Regions from separate parts of the Homo sapiens genome. Here all the other regions are linked to region 2. Evidence: chromatin contacts called from ENCODE Hi-C or POLR2A ChIA-PET data. All regions are on one chromosome and are shown on one strand. The core of a region is the stretch at or near the end of the contact, and the rest is flanking DNA. Distances in the headings are between cores, read along the strand shown. Region 1 overlaps LINC02742 (long intergenic non-protein coding RNA 2742). Region 2 has its middle 260 kb from the start of LINC02742. Region 3 has its middle 270 kb from the start of LINC02755.

Region 1 (2,700 bases), core at 198-2,697, 200 kb after region 2:
TAAAATAAAATTACGCATCAGGTATTATCAGAGAACAGAAGACATACTCCAGACAGAGGTAAAAGAAGAAATTCTAAGCAGAGAAGACAGAGATGCTATTTTATTTTCTCTTTTCCAGACACTGCACTCTGCATCTTGCAAGCATGATCTCATTTAACTTCCAAATAATGTGGTGAGAAAGATGTCACTATTCTTAATTTACAGAGGAGGAACCTGAGGTTTCATAAATAAGTGAATATTGTCATATAAGTAGTAGAGCAAGGATTTGAAACCAGACCCTTTAACTCCAGAGCTCAAATGCTAATATAGTCCAACTTGCTTTATTGTAAGTGCAAGGAACAGAGCAAAATCCTCTAAGCTATGTGTAGAGAAATATATACAGTTTGATATTTCTGGAATATAAATGTGAGGCAGAGGATAGTGAAAATTGAATCCAAAGCATTAGGCAGTGATGAAAGTCACTACTTTCACATTAAGTAACTTAAAATTTGTCATTGAGGCAATAAGGACCCTTTGAAGGTGACCTCCAAGAGGAAGACGAGGACAGATTTGCATATTAGGCTGATTCCTTTGTCAGTCAGGAGGATAATGGCTTTGAGAGACAAAAAAAAAATGAAACTAGTAATATCTGTTTGGTAACTTCAGCAGTATTCAATGACAGTGATTATGAGAGAAGTTGGGGGGAGCAGAGAAGGAAGGAGGAAAATTATACGGGAAATGTTTAGGATATAAAATTGGGGATTTTCAGTGTTTAGATGGGGAAATGTGGAAAATGGAGGAGAAAGATGACAAATGCCACCCTGTTTTCTAACCTCATTGATTAGGAAGATGTCAATGCCATCAATATGATGCAGAAAGAAAAGAGGCAGGACATTGCAGTTTTGGACATACTGAGCTTGAGGAGGAAAGAAGCTGCCCAGCATGCATTACCCAGGTTTAGTTACCATGCCTCTCTATAGCTTCTTACAACTGTAGTCTTCCTCAGTGTAAATGCATAGCCATCACTATCTGCTTTCCTAAAGTATACCAACCACACATTAAAATGCTGATGAGAACATCACCAGGGAATAGCATCAAACTTACAGAAGTGCAATTTTAGTAATGCATGCTCCTTCTGTCAACATCTGCACATTTTCCAATTCCCTGTTTTCTTCACTACATCTCTTCTCCTTAATTATTTCAGAGATTACTGACAATGTTTCTCCATGTCTTCTGCTAGTTCTTACAAGCCCTTGGTCCCAAAATAGTTAACTTATGAACTTGATATTTCCTAATACCCCACAACTTGAGCCTCATTCTCTCCTTAGTGAAATATTCTCTTTTTATGTGTTTAAAGATCATTACCAATGATTAAGAACTGATTCATTTTACTTTCTTTTTTCTCATTTTTAAGCACTATGTCATCTTCCCACAGGCAATCCTACGTTTCTTCACTGTCTCAGTTGAAACATGATTGCAAAACATCTTCTTGTTTGCTTCATGCTAAGAAAATATCAAATTCTTCTAGCTTTGCTTTCTTGACATTGTTTAAGCCCTTCCCATATTTTTAATTGTATTTAACTCCTTCCAACCTTAGATTATTTATTTTTAAAATCTGATCAGTTAAAAACATTCCTTTGCATTAGACTGTGTATATCTATAATGACAAATCAATTTTGTCAAATCTCTAAATAATCTTGAACTAAATTACTTTTTTAAGACTGCCCTCCCCAGAACATATTTTTTAATACTTTATATTTTTATGATGTATTTTCATAAGGATAATATCTTCTAGTAATGTTCAATATTTTCTGCCTTGCTGTATGAATCTTCAATATATCATGACCTTCCTACTAAGAGCTGCCTATCATCAATATTTTTAATCATTTTCTCCTTGATTATCAGAATTACCCCAAGTGGCTAATTTCAATGATTTTTTTTCAAGATAATATTTATCAAACCCTCTGATTTTAGTTGAATGCTACGTTCAGCACATGCTAAAGTTCGCCATTCCTACTACCTCTCACTTCTGCGATGCTGCCTTTGCAATCCTTATTAGGAAAGCTCTGAACATACCACTTCCTGATCAGGCAGACTATAAATCACTTAACAATGCCACCTTTATGTCTTTCTTTTCACCCTGACTCCTGTGAGTATGTGTGTGTGTGCGTTGTGCCATATTACCCTTAGGTGCTCAGATTTCCAATAAGAGGTATGACACTAATACATACTTGAATTGCTGATCATGATCTCTCCCACATTTACGTCTTTTTTTTTTTTTTTTGAGACAGGGACTCATTCTGTCATCCAGGCTGGAGTGCAGTGGCACGGTCTTGGCTCACTGCAACCTCCGCCTCCTGGTTTCAAGTGATTCTTCTGCCTCAGCCTCCCAAGTAGCTGGGATTACAGGTGGCTGCCACCACACCAGACTAATTTTTGTATTTTTAGTAGAGACAGGGTTTGGCCAGGACGGTCTTGAGCTCCTGACCTCAGGTGATCCACCCTCCTCAGCCTCCCAGAGTGCTGAGATTACAGGTGTGAGCCACCATGCTGGCCCCCTGCATTTTACTTCTTTAAGAATATTTTATTTTCTATGATTATATGAGTTTTTGAACCACTCTAGAAAAATCTCCATTTGAAGAAAAACAAGAAGAAAAAAATAACCTACCATGCATTGATTTGAAATGATCCATAATTGTCAAGGCCATTCATGTGAAGTTT
Region 2 (2,743 bases), core at 165-2,664:
CAATCAATTAACTCTCAATTACGTGCCCTCCCCCCACAACCACCTGCAGGAGATAAAGACATAGATTTTTAAAAACTCACTGATACTTCTCTTTAAAAGGTCTGTGCAATATGACCTCAAATGTTCTAAGTATGCATCATCTGTGAGTGGGAAAAGCATGGAACTAGTGGTCTGGATGTGAAAATGTACCGTACCTGAGCAATTCCTGTAATTTAAAGACTAAGATAATGCAACTACAAACTGAAGCCAAAAAGGATCTAGGAAACCCGGAAGACCTCCTGGAGGGAGAACCAGTAGGTTAAGAGAATCTTTAAAACTGAAAGATAGGTACAACAGAGACATATGATATAAAAGCAAAAGACAGAGTTTGGCATGAAAAGATATGAAGTACTATTGGGGTCCACTACGTTTTAGCTGAGTGACCCAAAAGGCAAGTCTAAATTTCCCCAAACCTCAATTTCTCCTTCTGTAAATAGGGATAATGAGAATCCTATTTCACAGGTTTCTTTTAATAAAATGTAATAATGCATCTGAAATAAAATGAAAATTCATTTTACTTTTTATATTTACAGGTATTATTTTATAATTAAGCTTTATTGAGTATACTTTTATTATAAGAGGCATGGCCGTCCTCTCACTATTTAGCAGATACTCGGCTTTTCTATCAAGCTTTCATGTATTCTATAAGGCCGGAGAAGAAAGTTTTTTTCTAATAAACTTGTCTGATTCCTGGAGCAGTCCAACCACAATCTTTTCTTTTTTTTAACTCCCTCCCTCCTCTTCTGCTTTTGCTCTCCCTCTGCATTAGTTTGTTCTCACACTGGTATGAAGAAATACCCGAGATTGGGAATTTATAAAGGAAATAGGTGTAATTGACTCACAGATCCATCTTGCTGGGGAGGCCTCAGGAAACTTGCCATCTTGGCAGAAGGCAGAGGAGAAGCAGGCATCTTCCTCACTGGGTGGCAGAACAGAGTGAGAGTGCAAGAGGGAAATGCCAGACACTTATAAAACCATCAGATCACCTGAGAACTCACTCACTATCACAAAAATACCATGGGGAAAACCACCCCCATGATTCAATTACCTCCACCTGGTCCCACCCTTGACACGTGGGGATTTATGAAGACAACAATTGCAGGCGAGATATGGGTGGAGACACAAAGCCAAACCATACCATTCTCCTTCTTCTCCTTCTCTTCTGTGTCCTAACTCCCATCCTCCTCCTCTTTTCTCTTTTTTCTTCTCTCTTTTTTTCCTCATTTGCAAATTCTTTATTTTCTTGGTTGATGCTCCAATGTTCTTTCAGATTCCTGCCTCCCTCCCTTGGAAACCTCTTCCAGGGCTGTAAACTTAGCTGTAATTACAGTCATGGCCATAAGGGAGCAGCAGAATGCAAAGGAGCATCGCTGGAGCCTGGAGAAAGCTCAATAGGAGAGCCCAGCTAAAGCACGAGCCTGGGCCACCAGCTCCTCTGAGAAGTCCCTGACATCTCAGAAGCCACTGTGGGACAGTGGCAAATGAACAGTTATTAAAGTTAGAAAGACTAGGAGTTTGAATTATTTTTCAACTGTGTAATCTTTGGAGATACTTAATCTCTCTGCCTTGGATTTCATTATTTAAAAGATTAGGATGATATCATCGAGATAATTTTGTAAAACATTTTGTGTGCAAAACAACAAACATGGTGGCTGAGTCATAAAAGATATTTAATGAATATTTCCTTTTCTAATTTTTCACTATCACACTTGTGTTGAATTTGGCAATCTTCACTTCAGGCCAGCCTAACTCAATTTACCAATCTGCGGACACACCTACACACCCAGGTAGCTTACCAGCTGCCAATCAGCCCAATATACCTCCATTTCCAACTCCACTTCTATAGACTTTGGGTCTTCTCCACAATTAACTCTGACCTACCAAATGACAAGGAGTCAGCTTTCTAACAATCTTGGATCAGATATACAGTAAACAGCAAGAAGACTAGTGTGATAGGGTGGCTCTTATATAGCCCTCAGTGACCCCACCTGTTGTTACTCAGGACCTAGTGTCATGCTTTCCCCTAGAGTAACTATCTTGTAACCAATAAAATACAGCAACATTGAGAGGATGTCCCTTTTCTACTTAAGTCACAAAAGATGCTGACTTTGTCTTGCTTGTGGATTCTCTCTCTCTCCCTTGTCTCATTAGCCTTGATGAAACAAGGGGCGTGTTGGAGAGGCCTATGTGGCAAGAAACTGAGGGTAGCTTCTTGCCAACAGCCAGCAAGGAATGGAAGCTCTCAGTGCAACAGCGCTTATGAAACTGAATCCTCTTAACGACCACGTCGGTGAGCTCGGAAGTGGATTTTTCTCCATCTGAGTCTTCAGGTAACACTTTTGTATTGCCTGACATGTTTACAGCCTTGTGAGAGACCTCAAAGCAGAAGACCCAGCTAAGCTATGCCCAGATTTCTACTTTGCAGAAATTGCAGATAAAAAAATGTGCATTCTTTTAAGTTGCAATATTTTAAAGTAGCTTGTTGCACAGCAATAGATAACTAATAAAATTAGTAAAAGAAGTTGAGATGAGATCAAAGTATATAAGGGAGTCACATTATGTAGGACCTTATATGCCATAGCAAATAAATTGAATTTTATTTCAAGTACAATGGGAAAACAGTGGGGATTATTCAGCATAAGACAAATATGCTCTAAATACATTTTAGAAAGATTTCACTGGTTGCTCTGAGATGATTAAACTG
Region 3 (2,704 bases), core at 150-2,649, 170 kb before region 2:
CAATATCTCATGGACTGGTATTACAAAACAAATTCTGTAATCAAGAGTTATCTGGAAAAGAACAATGCACACTCTTTTATTCATATTATAACTACACTGCACCGAACCCAGTGGAATATATCAGTGAGGGGCAAACCAATAATTTTGTAGAAAATAGTAATTTGAGGCTGGAATGGAACAATCTGGATGATGAACAGAAACTTCTGAGCATCTGGTGACCATGTAAGAGGGAGCTAAAGAGTCAGCAATGATAGTAATACCCGCTTTGGTTTTCAACATGCTCTATGCTGGCTCCCAGTTTCTGCTGAGGTGGTGCCGGTATCTGCTATGGAAATTTATGAGGAAAGACAGAAGAGGTGCTGTTCTCTCACCTTCACATTAATCAAAGGAGCTCTATTTTTACCTGTCTTATACATTGAGTTTCTATGAAGGATCTCATTTGAAGAACCAGATCTATTCTAAAAAATAAAAGATTACCTGCCATAAAACCCTATTGCTCATTGAGAAGGCCAGAAAGAGTGTTTCGGCTTTGTCTTTGAGTCAGTAAAACAATAAAAGGTGAACATCCATGCCTTAATTTTCCACAGCAATAGCTTACAAAGTGCAGTCCCTCAGCCAACAACAGTATCAGTATCTCCTTGGAAGTTTTTATAAATGCAAATTCTTGAACATTACTCCAGACCTATCTAAAGCAGAAACTCCAATAAAGCCCAGCAATCTGCATTTTAACAGGTTTTTAGTTGATTCTGATGCATGTTCAAGTTTGAGAACAAGTGTCCTAGAGCTTAATTTAGTTTACCAAGTAAAAGAAATGAGGTGGTATGAATAGAAAGTCACTGTCAGTGCAGTAGTGCACTTTCTAAGGAAAACCTCTTCCAAGTATTATATCTTAGCTCCAGTCTAAATCATCATAGAGAGAATTGGTTTTCAGTTTTAGAGAAAGGAAAAAATGCCTCCAGTTCTTCTATTCCTCCAGCCCCATAAATATCAGTCAAAATAAAGCACTAGCTTAACAACTTAAAACCATTGAATAACGCTTTGAAACTCTATCTCGGCCCCAAGCTGCTTATTTGAAAATAGGTGGAGCTAATTAAGAGACAATGGTAAAGTCACTGACATGTTACAATTTGCAGTGGTTAAACGCAGTCTTGTATTTTGTTTCTAACAGATTCATTAAAATAACTGTTGCTCATAAATTCCACTCCAACTAGGTCACCAGGTGATGCACATGTAGGAACAGTGCTAGAAGAAACTGCAGTCACAGGGAATGAGGCAGGATCATAGGTTGTCAGTTTCCTTCCCAGAACCAGGGCATTTGCCATATCAGTTACCTTCCTGAAATCATGACCCATGTGGGTGAGACTATGCTAGATTACACTGGAGTTACATTTGGACTTTTCGTCAATTCTCAACCCTGGCTCTTCTCATTTCAATGATGTTATGCCACTAGATGGCTCCAGAGTGTCTACCTGCACATGAAAGTCCAGAGATTTGAAAATTTGAGTGCACTTTGTAAGCTTTCCGCAGCCATGGTCCTCTGCAATTGAATTCCACTCAACCAGAGGTGATGTCTCATTTTCTCTCCTCCGTCTTTCAAGAGTGATGGTGTCAACAGAAAACATGAATGCCGCAGACCAATAAAGCACGTGTCTTCTCCACATTCCAAACTTTAAAGTCTAGCTTTGAGCAGATGATATATGAATGCTGAAAGTGGGAATAAACATTCTGTTTTATAGCATTTCATAACTTAGGTGGTTGTGGGTTATTAGAAAATGTAACAGAACAAAATGGACCAAAGATTTCCCATGCTCAAGCCTTGCTTAATCAGAGAAGCTAAGAGGTAAGTTATTAAGCCTGACCTGCCTTTTTTATATTCTGTTCTGGTGGTGTTGGTTAGTGTGGAAACTCAATTTTTGTTTGTTTTAGTTTTTCTAAGTGTAAAAGTTGGTTTTTTTTTTTTTTTAAGTTTGTGATATGAACTCAGTTTCTTCTAGGCTTAGCTTTCATTTCTAAATTAATCCAATTTGACGACAGCTTCTAAAATGAGCAATCACGCTTACCAAACTCTCCCATTGTGATAATGAATTGTTTCTGGGATGGATACTTGAAGTAAGTGGAAAGCAACCATAGACTGAAATTACCCATCCAGAGGCCTGAGAGAACATGGATCAGGAGACAAAAAGCCTGAATCCAGAAGGAAGAAGGCTCTAGGGTTGAAAAGGCACCCCGTGTCAAAGTAGGAGCTTCACTTTGGCAAACCAAAGCCATAAAGAATTTGAAGTTTGGGGATACTAATTTTATGAATAAGCAGAGGAATTCAGTCTGCAGAAAGAAGAATGGGATGTGTACAAAGAAAATATCATATGCGAGAAAAAAATTTAGACTCAGAAAGATACACAGTATAGGTATCTGAAAAGCTTCCAGTTCCTACGTGCACTGCTTATACTTCCTTCAACCAAATGCCACATGTGGTTTTCTGAGACTTTACAGCCACTCTTTCCCCAACTTTTTACATTTTCCTTGAGCTGACTGTCAAAGATTCCCGAACAGTCCTTTGTTCTCAATGAACTAAAATTTAGAAAGCATATTTTATTGTGAGTCAACTCAAAATACTAAATTCCTTATAGTTGAGTTTATGAAATAGGGGAAACTGTCTCTGTATCTTTGGTCCCGATAGTTTTTTGGTTCTTTGTCACCACTATCT

The links. Hi-C counts contacts between places; a loop is a spot of excess contacts on that map. ChIA-PET counts read pairs that join two places held with the same protein, here RNA polymerase II (POLR2A). Pooled maps may share reads with other maps.
Region 1: a map of IMR-90 shows a loop between it and region 2 (10-fold over the local background). The contact joins two enhancer-like sites. A Hi-C loop is called at or near these places in 3 of 168 maps with a recorded cell type or tissue (IMR-90, esophagus muscularis mucosa and spleen) and 3 of 50 pooled maps. POLR2A ChIA-PET finds 5 or more read pairs at or near these places in 1 of 52 experiments (BJ).
Region 3: a loop to region 2 is called in a map of IMR-90, with 3 times the contacts of the local background. The contact joins two enhancer-like sites. A Hi-C loop is called at or near these places in 11 of 168 maps with a recorded cell type or tissue (A673, Caco-2, GM12878 and 8 more), 18 of 37 single-sample maps with no recorded cell type and 15 of 50 pooled maps. POLR2A ChIA-PET finds 5 or more read pairs at or near these places in 2 of 52 experiments (GM12878 and PC-3).

Annotation. Positions count from the first base shown.
Region 1 is chr11:28,962,083-28,964,782 of GRCh38, reverse strand. The region is part of intron 1 of LINC02742 (long intergenic non-protein coding RNA 2742); the gene reads right to left. Among named protein-coding and RNA genes, the nearest start is that of LINC02742, 61 kb to the right of the region's middle. Within about 2 kb of position 1,447, at least 2 of the 41 ENCODE cell types and tissues checked have a DNase peak (open chromatin) inside an H3K27ac peak, as active enhancers do; they include IMR-90, where a contact is called at or near this core.
Region 2 is chr11:29,158,407-29,161,149 of GRCh38, reverse strand. No RefSeq gene overlaps it. Among named protein-coding and RNA genes, the nearest start is that of LINC02742, 260 kb to the right of the region's middle. Within about 2 kb of position 1,414, at least 2 of the 41 ENCODE cell types and tissues checked have a DNase peak (open chromatin) inside an H3K27ac peak, as active enhancers do; they include IMR-90, where a contact is called at or near this core.
Region 3 is chr11:29,327,891-29,330,594 of GRCh38, reverse strand. No RefSeq gene overlaps it. Among named protein-coding and RNA genes, the nearest start is that of LINC02755, 270 kb to the left of the region's middle. Within about 2 kb of position 1,399, at least 2 of the 41 ENCODE cell types and tissues checked have a DNase peak (open chromatin) inside an H3K27ac peak, as active enhancers do; they include IMR-90, where a contact is called at or near this core.